Linked DNA regions of Homo sapiens: region 1 is linked to region 2. Evidence: chromatin loops called from intact Hi-C (ENCODE). Cell type or tissue: OCI-LY7. All regions are shown on one strand.

The links. Hi-C counts contacts between places; a loop is a spot of excess contacts. Peaks named below come from ENCODE experiments on the same cell type or tissue, not always from the same donor. Only the 100,000 strongest peaks of a DNase experiment are listed, where the experiment ranks them.
Region 1: it touches region 2 in a loop (2.3-fold over the local background); 2 of 110 quality-filtered maps call a loop at or near these places.

The regions. Positions count from the first base shown.
Region 1 is chr7:70,422,847-70,430,846 of GRCh38, reverse strand. All of the region lies in intron 4 of AUTS2 (activator of transcription and developmental regulator AUTS2), which reads right to left. Among named protein-coding and RNA genes, the nearest start is that of GALNT17, 710 kb to the left of the region's middle. In OCI-LY7, no CTCF peak of the experiment used is centred here; a DNase peak (open chromatin) is centred at 4,386; H3K4me3 peaks cover 1,365 bases; H3K27ac peaks cover 2,760 bases.
Region 2 is chr7:70,189,511-70,197,510 of GRCh38, reverse strand. The region is part of intron 4 of AUTS2 (activator of transcription and developmental regulator AUTS2); the gene reads right to left. Among named protein-coding and RNA genes, the nearest start is that of AUTS2, 600 kb to the right of the region's middle. In OCI-LY7, CTCF peaks have their summits at 3,617 and 3,826 (motif pointing left); a DNase peak (open chromatin) is centred at 3,780.

The DNA.
Region 1 (8,000 bases), 230 kb before region 2:
AAAAAAAAAAAAAAAAAAGGCGACACTGCAATCTGCTATGTGGATTGTAACATAATCTAATTAAAAAATTCCCCAGTGCTGGTTATTTAGATTGTTTCAATTGCACATCCTTTAGAATTTTTCCCTTTGCACCCATTCACCAATATTGCTGTCTGCGACTGTCTTTTCAAGGCCCTTCCTTTTCTGCATATTCTTTAATGTCACTGTCTCCCCAGAGTTGCATCTGGAGTTCTATTGTTTCTATGTGACTTTCAAGGGAGACCTTAAAGATTCCCTTGGTCCTTTCTACCATGTATATGCTGAAACTCAAAAATCTCTATGCCCACATTTGCCAGCTGTGTAACTTTGGAAAAGTTATTTAAACTCTCTGGGCCTTAGTATATTTCTCTGTAAAATATGGCTAGAAGAGGAGAATGAGTTAATACATGTAAACAACTTAGTGCATGGTACCAAGTATGTACAGATGATAAATGTTAAGTATTATTAAGCTTCCGTTGGGTATGTGCCCCCTGTTGAAGTGCAGCGAACACTCAGACTCAAGTATCCATCTAAATCTGGACTCAACATCTTTGCTCACCTGAAACTGCCCCTCTCCCACGTTGCCCTTGGTAATAGCATCACCAAGCAATCACTCAACTGCGTAAGTGAAGAGCCTTATCCTTGACCCCATCCTTGAGCGGACTTATCTTCCTCTCTCACCCCACGTTATTGATTCTGCTTTCTAACTCTCCATCCCTGTGGCCATGGCTACTGCGTTAGTTCAGGGTTTTATTTTGTCATTACAAGAGGATAATGACTGCTTTCCAAGGTCTATGCTCTCTTCCTTTTCTAATCCAAGTCCTTATTGACAAGAGTGGATTTCCTAAATTTCTATTTGATGCAGATGCTTCACAAGGCCTATGAAGACCCTTCACATTCTGTTTCTAATCCCCCTCAACTCCCAAATCCCAACCACTCTCTCAACACAATGCTTCTTAAGCTTTCTGTGGTGAAGAGCCATTTGTTTTTGTTTTGCTTTCTTTAATTTCTAATATGTTACGACAATTACTTTTGTAAAATATAATAAAAAGTCAAATTCTTGAAAAATGAAAAAGAAAAACAAATATATATAATACATTTAAAAAATTATTAGATTTATGAAACACAAAATTATGCTACTGAGTTACTCTAAAAGTTTCCCAATGCTTACTCTTGACTCCCCATACTAATCTCACAGCAGGTTGGTTGCAAACAGCTTGTGGTCCGGCCCTGGTTGGCATCCTCGCATTGTGTGGCACTATCCTAACATACCTTGCTTCAACCACGCCCACTCACGCTCAGTCATGCCACCAGCCATCTGCACTTAACAATTCCCTCTACTGGGAATTCTATTCCTCCAAGTTTCTACCTAAAAGCCTGACATTCACCTTCAAAACACAGTTCCTTTTTTGAATCTTCCAATACTTTTCCAGAAAGACTTAATTGCTTCTATCTCCATCCCTTACAAAACTGTACTGCCGTTGTTTGCCACAACAGTCTTTCCAACCAGAGAATGAGCTCCATGTAGGTAAGGACAGTGCCTTGCTTATCTTTGTATCTCTAGGCCTTGGGACACAATAGATGCTCAATTATACTGACAAGTCAATCTCATTCTTCTTGAGTATTGTTCAAACTGTGGTTGATTCCATGCAGCATAAGCAAAGTATGATTTAAAAGGCAGGTGATTCCAAAGAGAAAGTACAAGAAACACTAATATGACTGCTTAACGCAAAGAGATGTATGTGTGAACATACTGAGGGAGGTTAAAATCGTTAGCAGAGCCTAGAGTTGGGGCCCAGAAGAAAATATCTTCCATTAAAAGGCTCAGAAAAAAGATGTGATTATGACTTTATTATATTTATTCAAAAGCAAATATTTTTCATTTTCATTTGGGAATCTCGGTATCTGTGTTTTAAGACTCTGGTCCAAATTGAAATCAGTCAAGGTCTGTGACATCTCTCTGTTTCATTCAGAATGTAGCAACAAGATGGAATTCTAGGTACCTTGTGATGGAATGCATTCTTAAGCACAGAGTGGCAATCATTGAATATATCACATACAATGACATTGAGGAGGGCATTGCTCTCTATTCTGCTCAATGGACCTTGCTGGAACAGTTATTTCGTATCTCAAATCCATTTATCATTGCCACCAAAGATGTCAGGGCTGAATACCACTGCTGAACAAAGTTATTTTATTCTTGTTTCTGCCTAAAGGAAATGAGAGGAAAATGAGGGAGAACCCCAACTTGTAAACTACAATATCTAACATCAAGTATAATTTAACTTTGCCAGTGACAAAACAAATCGATTCTCCTTTGGGGCAGGCGGTTTATCTAAGACCTTAAAGACATCCCTCACCTAAAAGCAATTTCAGAAGAAGCCACCTGCAGAAAACATGACACTTATTTTCTTATTTAAAGAAGTAAGATAGCAGCATGGTGACTAAAAACACGTTCACCATCCCCTGCCCAGCTGCCCAATCCTTTGCTCATGTAAAAATGGGCCGCCATTTTGTGCCACATATGGCAGCTCTGATGTTGTCTGTTTTTCATCAATCCACAAAGCCCTAATTTCACACTGTTTACATTGCTCTCATATTGGTTTTGGACTAAGTGAAATTTAAAGCTACTGGGGCCCTAGAAATTTTTAAATTTTTAAACCTGAAAATGTTCTTACTGAGACCATATTCTTACTGACTGTGAAATAATGTCGTCGACTCTTCCCCTCTATCTTAACAGTAACTACGCCTGATCAAATAAAATAGCTCAGATAAAATGAAAGCCTAATTAAAATATTCATGTTCCAAACAACAGTTTACAAGAATAAAGCTTTTGGTAATCACTAATGAGCCCATTTGAAAATAATATGAGGTCCACCAATCTTCAATTGTTCAGGAGATACAAGAGAATCAACTCTCAGAAGCCTCTGGAATTCGGTACTGATAACCTAGCATTTCTGAATGGGGAGTTCTCAGAATCTGACATTTTTGCAAGTTCTCAGTTTGAACTGGCCAGAGCTCAAATAACCAATGTGATCTGAGGGGGCTAAGGGAACACTTCTTATTCCCCCTCCAGTGTCTCAGATAATAACACACTCATTCAACCAACAATGTTCAGGTAACTACTATGTGCTAGGTTCATTCTACCACCCATTAGAAGTGCAAATATATTGACAGAAATCAGGTTGTCCAAACTTGAAGTTTTAAAGCTCATAAATTAAATTCTAATATTTTTTTTCCTTTTTGTCACTTTGAAATCCAAGTGTATTTCATAAAACAATCTGTATGTTGTAAATTTCCACAGATCATTAAAGTATTGTTGAGTTATTGGAAGTGGGGTTGGAAGTGAATATTTCACAAATCTTTGGGGAGTTCAGCTTGTTTTCCTCTAAGAAAGGAAGTCACATTTTGCCAAGTATAAATATACATAAACCCCAAAGATGAAATTTACTTAAAACCCAGAGTCCACAAACCTCAGTGGTTGCCAAACTCAGAAAAATAAGTATCTTGTCCAAAGGTAAAACTGACAGTCTGGGGCCCGGTGATTTGTAAATGATCTCTTTTAAGCTTAAGGAACAGATCCTTTGCTTCTCTGTCATTGATTTACTGATTCTAAGTCATCAATAGCATTAATCCGTACTTGCCTGGGGACCTATTACAAATGACTTTGAAGATGGTGTGAAGCAAGAGTTTATTATGAGACCACAGTGTTACTATCAGGAAGACATCTTTGCCTGTGTGCTTTGGCAGAATTCTATTTGTGACCCCTCTGTAATGGGGCGATTTTCCCTTCCCATATATAGTTTCTTGGTGCTTTGGGTGGGGTCTGAGCCCCCACCCCCAGGTTTGCTTCAACTGATGCTGGGTTCTTTTTGGAGTCCTGTGTAAGCTAATAAAACCCAAATTTGCTGATGAGTAAAAAGGAAAAGTATGTTATGGGTTAAAATAATACAAGAGTCTATTTTTTCCGCTGTGTTGTGATCCATAGAAATCACCCTGAGCCTTTTCCCTTTCTTCTCTGCCTGGGAAGCCAATTGCTTTGATTGCAGTGATATGAGCTAGCTAAAATGACTTGCCCTTGCTTGTGAGGCAAATGGAACATGCTAATAGAACTTATCGCATTACCCGATGCAAAAGTGCCATAGCTCATTACTTTAAGATAAAAGGATATCATTGCAGACGGCAAGCAGAATTGACTTTCTGAGGCCCGACTTGATGATGATTTAATCAACTGCTCTCTTTCACTTCTCATCTCTGTGCCTGTCGGTTTCACAGGTGCCGTTAAATGAGACACTCAGAAAGTGAGCGGAGGGAAAGAAATTGCTGTCATTACTTTTCAAGAAAGGAGGTATGCAAATTTTCAACAGAAAGATTGCGTTCATAATGGGCCTGGTAAAATACAAGGATCATGCTTGACAGGTGAGGGCAAGCCATTTGTATGTCCTTAAAGTGGAGCAACCGTCCTCGTTTAGAAATGTGCTCAGTAAGAGAAACTACAAATGAGAGGCCTGGTGCAGCCAGGGGAGAGGCGGGGTGGAATCACAGAGGGTTGGTTCAAGCTGGTCTATGTTCTAGAAAAGAGAAGGGTGCTTAAGACTCAGGAAGCCAAAGCCAGAGGAACAGATAACAAAGCCTGGTAGCTTTCAGTGTGAACCAAGATGCCAACAGCTCTTGAAAAGACCACATCGTTATCCTTCATATATAACTATGGAGCCAGACTGCCTGGGTGCAAAGCCTGCCTGTACTGTACACCATCTGTGAAACCTCTAGCAAGGAACTTAACCTCTCTGTGCTTCAGTTTCCTCATCTATTAAATGGGGCTATTGACAGTATGTACCTCATAGTGTTGCTAAGAACGTTAATTGAGTTAATAAACATATAATTTGTATAAGTACATATGTAATAAACATAAAAATGTCTAGAACACTGCCTGATACATAGGAAGCAATCAATAGATGTTAGAAACCATCCATCCATCCATCTATTCATCTTCAGTAAGACTGAATATCTTTTTTTAAAAAGCATACATGAGCCAGGTGTTGGAAATCTCCCTGGCTCTAGTCTAGATAGAATAGAATTCTTCACTGATTTCACATACGTCTTGCATAAATTCTTTGCTAATTTAACATATACAAGTCTTGCTCCCCAGGCAGGCAGTGAACTCCTCAGAAAGTGCAGGCTGGTTGTCCCTGGAATCATCACAGGGTCTAGTGTATTCTTGAGGACCCTCAAAGATGCTCAACAACAATTTGATGATTTATGGATTCCTCCTCCCTCCCTCCTTCCACTCATTCCACATTATCTGATGCTGCCTGTGTGCTATAGCCCTTTGAGGAATCTCCTCTTGGAGTAGAAAATGTCTGAGTTTAGCTGGGAATCTCAGGTGATCACCATGTGCCCTGTGTATCCTGGGGAAGGAAAGGCACAGCCAGCAGGAACAGCCAGTCTGGCTTGAATCACCTTCAGGAAGGCAGAATGAATATGAATAGATTACATGATCAGGGTAGCATGAACAGAGGTGTTTTTTCATCCACTTTGTCTTCAATAGGTAATTGCTCTATTTTCTCCAACACTCAAAGTAAAAGCATCTTTCTTAAAGTGCTTGGAATTCCAAGTTCTTTTTCCCCAGGTAATGAAGCTGCTGCAACCATTCTTCCTTCCACCACTAAGGTTGTGAGACACTGAATGTAGCTACGGCTTTCCATGCTAAGTATCACCAACATGATTCAATTCCCAGCCAAAGGGTCAATGTCCATCTCAAGCTAAAGGAGAGATGGGGTGTCCATGATGGCAGGGCAGCCCTGAGCTCTCTATTTTGGAAAAGCCTGGTTGTTGAAGTGCATTTCACATCTTGCAGGGTTCCTCCACAGGAACAACGGCAGAGCATGTTTTCCTCTAGAAATGCCAGCTGTTGGCTGGCATTCATCAAAAAAGAATCCTGAGGCCAGGTGCAATGCCTCATGCCTTTAATCCCAGAACTTTGGAAGACTGAGGCGGGATGATCTCTTGAGCCCAGAAGTTCAAGACCAGCCTGGGCAACATAGCGAGACCCCTGTCCCTGCAAAAAATTTTAAAATTAGCAGGTATGGTCATGCATGCCTGTGGTCCCAGCTACCTGGGAGGCTGATGTGAGAGGATTGCTTGAGCCCGGAAGGTCAAGGCTGCAGTTAGCTCTGATCATGTCATTGTGCTCTAGCCTGGGTGACAGAGAGAGACCCTGTCCAAAACAAACAAACAAAGAAACAAACAAACAAACAAAAAACACCAAGAATCCTGACAACAGCTCTAGAAGAAAGTATTATACTACCACCCTTCCATTTTAGAGATGAGAAGGTAAGTAAGGCTTCCAGTGACAGAGATGGCACTTGAACCCAGTTATGTCCTTCAAAGTTCATGTTCTTAGCCAGTATAACGTACCATCTCACTCTCTCTCTCAGGCTATACAAAGAAACTACTTCAAAATATTTTCCTGATTGATTGCTTGGCAAAGTACAGAGGCAAGCTGAAACCGAAAAGAGATTGCAGCGCCTACAAGCAGCAGTGAATGCAGCCATATAGCCGTATTTCTGCTCCACAGAAGACAGCTCTCCCTTAAGAGGGACTGAGCACAGTCCCTGGCTCACAGGAAGTGCTCATTCAGTCTGAGGCTGACGTAGGTTCAAATTCTGACCCCCTCCACTTAATAATCATGCTGTGTTTGGAAAGGAACTTAATTCTTGGAGTCTACCTTTCTTAACCAGTGAATGGCGATGATACACACCCCACCGGATTTTTGTGAGAATTAAATCAGTTCAGGTATGTGAAAGCAGCCAGAAAGACATACCAATAGTTTCATTTTTCCAGTTATTTCCATGAAAGATATGTTATATCACACACAACAACAGGGTAACTTACTAATTATTTAAATGTTGGGTTGAATTTTTGTACCGTTTTATTGCCAGAGGGGAAGTCACATTCTGCAAGGATTTCTGCTCAGGACGTGTTTAAAGACTCAATACTATGCTACACGAAAACAGAAACAACCACCCAGACAAACAAAACCAGAAACCATCATTCCCTCTCAACGAAGTGAGCAACAAGAAGAATCTTCCAGGTAACTAATAGTTTTATTTCACTGATAAAAAACCAAAAAGGAAAGACACCTTAGAGCTGAAATTTTGAAGTGTTTCTTTAGGTTCTTGATGAACATTTTTTTTTGGGATGGAAGTAGCTTGGACTTATTCTTCAAATAGTCAGTAACCTGCACACAGGGACTAAAGTAAAATGCATAGGTACAAGATTTGGAGTTTAAATTTGTAAGTTATGCTATGCATAGTGCATATGGGCTTTGACATTATTAAAATGTTCAAAGTTAAGTTGGAAAAATAAATACACAGATAAATAGAATGGATATTAAAAACACTAGGTGATTACTGGTACAAGTAGGAAGCTACATATTTTAAACTTTGTCTAGCGATTCTGACCAGTCAGAATTAGGAGATAGTTTTGATAGCCCTACTCACAGATTATTTATATTCAAGATTGATTTAAGGACTGATTTACCAAAATCAACCAGGAGAGTAATCTTGACAGAGATAAAAATTCCCAGAGGTAACTGCAAAAATGGGGATTTGCTGAGAGAATATAACTAAAGTACCTGGCACTTAGTAGGCACTCAAGGATCCAACAGACCACCACCCTTTCAGGACACATGGAAATGACTGTTCCTTCTTCCATATGGAAGCTTTCCAGGGCTCTGACTTCACTGGCTGTACCTTAACTGTTGGTTTCTAGCACCTCCAACACTGTTGGCTAGTTTCCTTGACAGTATCTCAGAGTTTGCTCATATCTTGCTCCACTTGAAGCTGGTACCTAGAAGGTGCTCAATACATATATGTGAAAGAATTAATAAATTACAGTAGCAAAATACCTGAGGGAAGGTAGCATGGAGAGTGTCTGAGTGAAGAGATCAAGAGAGAGACAGTGGTTGGCGGCATGAACAC
Region 2 (8,000 bases):
GCCCTGCTTCGGCTCGCGCACGGTGCGCACACACACTGGCCTGCGCCCACTGTCTGGCACTCCCTAGTGAGATGAACCCGGTACCTCAGATGGAAATGCAGAAATCACCCGTCTTCTGCGTCGCTCACGCTGGGAGCTGTAGACCGGAGCTGTTCCTATTCGGCCATCTTGGCTCCTCCTCCATCCGTAAACTTCTTTCCAGTGTCTTTAGAAGTACAAAATGGGTGTGTGTGTGTGTGTGTGTGTGTGGACTAAGAATTTTGGCAACTATTTAGTCTAGTTCCCTCATTTTACTGAGAAAATTGATGTTCAAAGTAGAGGCTTAGTTGTTGTTCAAGAGCCAACAGCTACAAGGTGGCAGATACAGAAATGAGCACAATTTCTGACTCCAAAAAGTAGGGCCTTTTACCACATGTCGCAAATGTATATAAGAGAATGTATATGTATACACACAAACACAAAGTGCCTGAATAGCTAAATGTGTGGCACAAAGAAAAGTTATTAATAAACAGTAGTAATGCTATTTCTCTTTCTTCTTCATATTTAGCCAAACTATCATTACATACACTAAGTGTAAAGAAGACAACCGCTCAAAACCTTTTTCTTAAGAGAGAACAACAATTATCTGAACCTTGAACTTGCTATAGATATACCTTTTCTTACTTCACAAGTTCTACAGGCAACTGACCATTAATAGTACCAAAACTAGTGAGCCTACCCTCAACCAGTGTCCACAATGTGCACAAAAGTTTGCCTATCAGTAAATCTCAGTGGGAAAAGTCAGTCTAGTTCACACTGTTCGTGAATTTCAGCTTATCCTTTGAAATGAAAATATCCAGGAATAATGTTTTATTTAAGAACCTAATTTCATACACATCAGTGCATTAAAACATGTCCCTATAGATGCTGCCATTACTGATCAAATCTGAGTTATTTTTATTCAGTTGCTGCAACCATATATCCAGACGCCTAGAGAAGAACATGGCATGAGGGGGTTCCAAGTGACATGCTCTGAATCCTTCCTGTGCCAGACAAAATTTAATTATCTCCATTGTTTGTGTTATTCAAAATATATTCACAGTCCATCTACTCAGCAAGAAATTCCCTTCTATTTTATTCGGTATAGCTTTTATGCTAAAAGAAGGGAGGGAAAGCTGTAGCTCCCTCACCCATTCCCCACAAGGAGATATGAGGCTGCTGAAGCCCAGTTGATTTCCCAAGCCCAATTATTTCATTGTGTACTATCCTCTTCAACAGCACACTTTACCCAGGGACACAGTCTGCCTAAACACCACACACTTAATGGAGTCCCAAAGCTGTCTCAATTTCATTGCTTCTAACTAATAGGCTGTGATACTTTTTCCCCAAACAGATCAGACCTCTTCTCTCACTCCACAATTTCCTCCTACAGGATAAAAAGGGGAGGGGGGAGCTACTCTGATGAAAGAGACAAAGTATAAATTCCTGCTGCCATACCTTCATTACTGCCCAATACCTGCCTTTCTTATGGGCACAGCAACATCATTTAATCCAGTATAGGAGCTTCTTTTCTCCAGATAATGACAATAATAGGTGTTTCGTTATTACTCTGAGTAGTAACATGGAAGAGCAGGAATCTACACATTTTGTAGTAGTTAACAGGCAGACGAATCAAGGTTTCCTTTCCTTGAAAGAATTCCGAAATTGATTGCCCAGAGAGTATTTTAGGATTGAGAGAGAAAGGAAGGAAGCGATAGGAAAATGATGATTTCTTTAAACTCTTAAGTCTTTGGAATATGTTGCTACCAAAGATAAATGTCTCCCATTGTCTTCTACTATTCAGAGCAGATTTAGAATTCTTTTGGTTTTGTTTTGTTCTTTGAGACAGAATTTCACTGTGTCGTGCAGGCTGGAGTGCAGCGGCACAATCTCGGGTCACTGCAACCTCTGCCTCCCAAGTTCAAGCGATTTTTGTGCCTCAGCTTCCCAAGTAGCCGGGACTACTGATACACAGCACAGTGCCCGACTAATTTTCTTTTGTATTTTTAGTAGAGACAGGGTTTCACCATGTTGGCCAGGCTGGTCTTGAACTCCTGACCTCAAGGGATATGCCCACCTCAGCCTCCCAAAGTGCTGGGATTACAGGCGTGAGCCACCGTGCCTGTCCAGATTCAGTATTCATATTAACAGCTCACTCCCTATTCTGATTTGGGTTTATATCTTGGAAAAGAATATGATTTCCAGGGGTAGGTGTCATATCAAAGGCACAACTTTACCTTCCTACAGACAGACATAATTTGTGACAGATCTTTTTCTTAATCCTTAGCACTTATGTTAATAGTTGTGTCTTACTGAAGCTTTCCTATTCAATAATTTAAGCATATTGAGGAAGGACCGTCAGGAAAAGAGACTTCTTGTTTTTCAAAACTGATTTCTTAAAAATATTATGTATATTTTAAGATGGCGTTTCTGCCATCTTCCAGAGCCATATCCAAGTGGAGATTTCAAGAAAAGGTAGAAATATTGAGAAAGCCAGGCCCAAAGACATGCTGAAGAAATATTATAGGTACTTCTGAAATGTGATGCCTCCCTGTCCCCCAGGGACAATTTCTGTGCTGTCTGAGATAACACCTCTTATATAATGTGGGAAAGAATCAAAGCAGTTAATCCAAATAGTTCCCAAACCCTGCTAGAACTCACCAGCTCTCTTCTTAAGGCAAGACACAACAGTAACATTTAATTACATTTGACATTTAGCTTCAGATTCCATAAGTCATCCTAAATTATCTTTTGGGTCAAAACAGATGTAAATTCACCCACTGAAGACAGTTATTATTATCTTCAAAGTTAAAACCCCTGACTGCTTGGGATGGGAGAGATAGCAAACACGTAATAAGCTCTAAAAAGCATCATCACTGTCCTTCAAGGAAACATGGCTCTACTCCTTCATCTTCACCCTTGCCTAGAATTAATGTGACCACTCTAACTCTGGCCAATACTCCTGGACAAGCATGTAAGTTATGGTTAGTCCAGAAAGTATCTAAACTGGATTGTAGAAAAGAAAGACAATGGAGGTAGTCCTCTGGTCAAACTTTTTTTATTTTTTATTTATTTATTTATTTTTGAGACAGGGTCTCGCTCTGTCGCCCAGGTTAGAGTGCAGTGCCACTCTCGGTTCACTGCCACCTCTGCCTCCCAGGTTCAAGTGATTCTCTTGCCTCAGCCTCCTGAGTAGCTGGAATTACAGGTGTCTGTCACCACATCCAGCTAATTTTTGTATTTTTAGTAGAGACAGGGTTTCACCATGTTGGCCAGGCTGGTCTCAAATGCCTGACCTAAAGAGATCTACCCATCTTGACCTCCCAAAGTGCTGGGATTACAGGCGTGAGCCACCGCACCCAACCCTGGCCAAACGTTATGCTTACATTTGCCCAGTTATAAACTAACACGCAGCACTTTCCAGATCCAAGAGATGGTCTCCTTTATCATCTTTTCATGGCACAATCACAGATTTTGGTAAATCAGGAATAAAAGAGAAGAAAGTGCTTTGAATATTAAATATAGATATGAAGAAGCCTAGAACTAACTGAATTCATTATGCTAAATTCATTATTCATTGAGAAGGGAGAAATCATAAGAATATACAGGAAAATAATAAAAGATTATTAAAGTAAATTCTAGATTAGGTCTGAGATTTAAATAACACTGACAGTAGGTTACACGAATCACTGCACTTTCTTCCCCAGAGGCAAACCTATCTGAAACAGTCAGGAGCTGGCGCAGGTCTGCTTTATCATGTTAGAAAATTATGTTGGATGAGTTAAATCTGAACAGTGCCCTCTACAGGGATTAACATTTCTTTACAATCTTTTTCCTATTGCTGGACATCTTTGTCTTGTTGCTGCAAAAATCATCATCCTTGTAAAAGGCTCTTCATTTAGGCGCTGAAATCAGACGAGGTGTCCTTAAACATCTGCCACATTGCTCATGAGCTATGTAACTTTAGGTGAGTTACTTTACTTTACGTCTCTAAACCTCAAGATTTCTACCCGTAAAATGAGGATACTATGTAGAAGGCAGGGGTCTCTTTTAATGCAAAATAGCATGTGCTTGGCACAGAGCAAGATCTTACTCAGTTTTAGCTTCTAGCAGTATTCCTGTTTTAAGATACAAATCTATTTGCATTTTTACTTCATTGACTTATAATAATTTCCCATTAGTGTCTTCAAAAGCCGTTTCTTTTCCCTCATTAAGCCTGATAAGGTACAAATGCATACGTTTAGATAATGCCACTACCAAGAAAGGCTCAGAGTTGTGTAGGTTTTTGGCCTTGTCAAGGTAGGTTGCCATCAGAGTTCAAGGACCACAGAAATAGTACAACAGAACCTCTAGACACAGCCATACTTGGTCCAGATGGAAGACAAAGGTAGTGGAATGCCATCTATGATTACAATTATGAACTAAAAGAATCCCACTGGTTGATTACATTTTTACCATGTGGTTTTCTTCTCTTCTCTCTTCGCACATACTGGCTTTCTCTGATTGACTATAACTAGTATCTACCTAATGGTTGTTTTTCTAGGGTTCTAGTCATGCTTGCTTTTTGCCAGAACTCACACAGAAGTAAGATACAACAAATGCAAGGAGGCTCCCTTTATCATTTTGACTCCCCCCGTCCATGTCATTTGCTCCTTAAATGAGCATTCCATCTGCCCAAATTCCATTCGAAGCATCAGCAGTCTCAGTGGAGGTGGTTTCTTCAGAGTTCCTTTATGCCATGTCTTTAGCTTTCAGATCATTGCAATGTGATGTGTTCAGACTAATAAGGATTAACCCCTGTCTTCCACTGATAACTGAGAAAGTGAGAGTTTACACAGGCTAAGGTGACCAGCACTGTAGCCTCGGACAGTCTCACATTCTTCTCTGCAAGCATGATGGACTGTGTGGCAGTTCTTAACCTACTTACTTATTTCATGCTCTGGCCCCCTCTCAGCTTCTCATTTTAAGTTGTGTTAAGTTGGTAGTGCTTTGCAATTAGCAAACTACTTACTATTAAATACAGACTTGTTTGCTCCACATATCAGAAGTGACTTAAAAGGAAAACCGTAAAACTTTCGTTTCATTTGGCAAATTTAAAGCAACAAACTCAAAATCAATATTGTATTTGTCAGAATTAGAGGGCCCACACTAAATTCATGAATTTCCTAGAAAGTTTTATAAGAAACAGGGATTTTTTTCCCCCTGTGGTGGCAAAAGTACAATCAATAAATAAAAGAGACTGTCTTTCTAAGGGAAGGAAAGGAAGGTACACAACATTTTTAGCACCTACTATAAATTCTGTGATAGGGTACTTTCACCATTATTCCAGTGAATCTTCTCAAGATCACATTGAAGAAGGTATTACTGGTCCCATTTTTATAGTGAGAGTAACTGAGATTCAATCAAGTTAAGTGATTTGCCTAAAACTACAGAGGTAAAACAAGGAGTTAGGTTTCAAAATCCAGGCATTTAAACCAAGTGACTACTTTTCTCTTTTCTTTTTTTTTTTCTTTCTCCCCTGCCTCAGCCTCCTGAATAGCTGGGATTATAGGCACCCACCACCACGCCTAGCTAATTTTTTTTTTTGTATTTTTAGTAGAGACAGGATTTTACCATGTTAGCCAGGCTGGTTTTAAACTCCTAACCCCAAGTGATCCACCCACCTCGGCCTCCCAAAGTGCTAGGATTACAGTTGTGAGCCACCGGGCCTGGCCTTTTTTGTCTTTTCTTATACAAAACTATTGTCCATGTAAAATCAGAGCAATTAAAATGGTTACAAACAATCTGTTGCATTTATTCACATGGGGACAAGAACATATCGTAGCATAAAAATTTGAACAAATCTGTTAATCATCTTCTGACTGTATTATGAATTTCAAACCTGATAAAGCAAGTCACTTTATGCAGTACGCACATTCCTGCAATGCATGACTATGAAATAAGACATGAAAGTTGATAATTTGATGTATAAACAAAAATTTGGTCTTGTATTACCAGTTTTCCCATCATTAAGAAATAAGTGGGCTGGGTGTGGTGGCTCACGCCTATAATCCCAGCACTTTGGGAGGCCAAGGTGGGAGGATCATGAGGTCAGGAGACCGAGACCATCCTGGCTAATATGGTTAAACCCCGTCTCTACTAAAAATACAAAAACAAAATTAGCCAGGCATGGTGGCGAGCACCTGTAGTCCCAGCTACTAGGGAGGCTGAGGTGGGAGAATGGTGTAAACCCGGGAGGCAGAGCTTGCAGTGAGCCGAGATTGCGCCACTGCACTCCAGCCTGGGCAACAGAGGAGACTCTGTCTCAAAAAAAAAAAAAAAAAAAAAAAAAGAAATAAGTGGATGACATTTGAAAGCATCATATGTAAGCTGTCATTGTGCTATCAAAGAGCACAATATCTGAAATTGAATTTAGTAAGGCTTCAATAATATTTACTTAAATCAAATGCTTGAGGAATGCTCTGTGTTGATGCTTCTGAAAGCAGCAGACTGTCTTATCTCAGGGTCTATTACCTACAGTATTTTTACAGTAAGATACTGTTAAAATTTCTACTAGAATTTTACATTATTTTAACAGAAAATGTGATAGATTTAACAAAGTGTATTTAAATGGTTAATGATACTGGAATGAAAATGCTATGGTTAAAATACCCACTTCCTTCATTCTGAAAAAAAATTATAAGCAATGAGATTATACAATAGTGTACGCTGCAAATCCTCTAGGAAACTCCTATTACTTTATAAGCATAAAAAAAAGTCTACGTTGGGTTAAACAGAATTGAAACATCAGTAAAATGAAGAGTAATGCAATTGGCAACCTGAGGCTCCACCAGATGCCCATTTCTATAGTAATCAACTCCAAAGAGACCTAGGGAACCATCACCTTACCCGAATGCACTGTCTAATGATAGTTAATCCTGTTACTCAAAGAGGATAACTAGAACTCAGCTCAACCCAGCCTGTGAGGTGAGCATCCCCCACTGTCAGAATTTGCTTCAACGAAAATGCGGCAGTGAGGAAATTTGTGAAATGATAGCTGAGTAAGCAATAGACAATTAAGGAATTTAAAACAGCTGCTAGGAGATGAGATGAGCCAACTGGCAGGAAAAAGACAGTTTTATACTAATTATCATATTTGAAAGAAAACAAGAGTACCCCCTTTAGTCCTTAATATACACTATTTCTTTTTCCGTTCAAACATCTATCTTGGCAAAATAAAATCTATGAGGCATTACCTAGCACAGGTTTTAATTTGATTAAATACCAAGCAACACTTACTGCTGTATCCTTGGCTAAAGCTAAGGTATGGGAAGAAAATGCAAAGGGAAATCATGGCAGAAAAAGGATGCCAAGCTAGAAGGGCAATATTTCTTCTTATTGTGATCTTTATTTGGAACATAACATTTTGTTCTGTATTCTCTTGTTCTCAGAAGCAATCTAAATATGACTATGTAAACATTCTGAAGGATACTAAGCACACATCATGGACCATTCCAGCTACTATTCATCCTTAACATGCTCAACCTCAAACCACAATCAGTACCGGATCAAGGCCAAACGAGCCCTTCAAGGCCAAATAAGCCTTTCCTACTAACACACACTGCACTATAGAAGATGGCTTCACTAGATGGGTAACAAGTGGCTAACGATAGTCAATGTAGCTGGAAATGGGGGTGAGAATCAGCACCTTCAAAAAATGAAGCTCATCGTGCAGTCAAAATTTATTCTCTTTCTTTCAGCATCAAAGAAATCAATAAAAGGAGCTTTGAGGATGCTCAAGAGAGAGAAACTGAACAACTGTTAAGTGCCAGGCACCTTACATATATTCTCATTGTCTCACAGCTCCACTTAAACACACATTTTACAGACAAAGAAACTGAGACTTAGGCAGGCAATACTTTGTATCTTTCACAGGGCTACACTGATTGTCCTCCAAGTGGTCACCTGGGCATTAATCTAGCACCAAGCTTTACGTAACACAC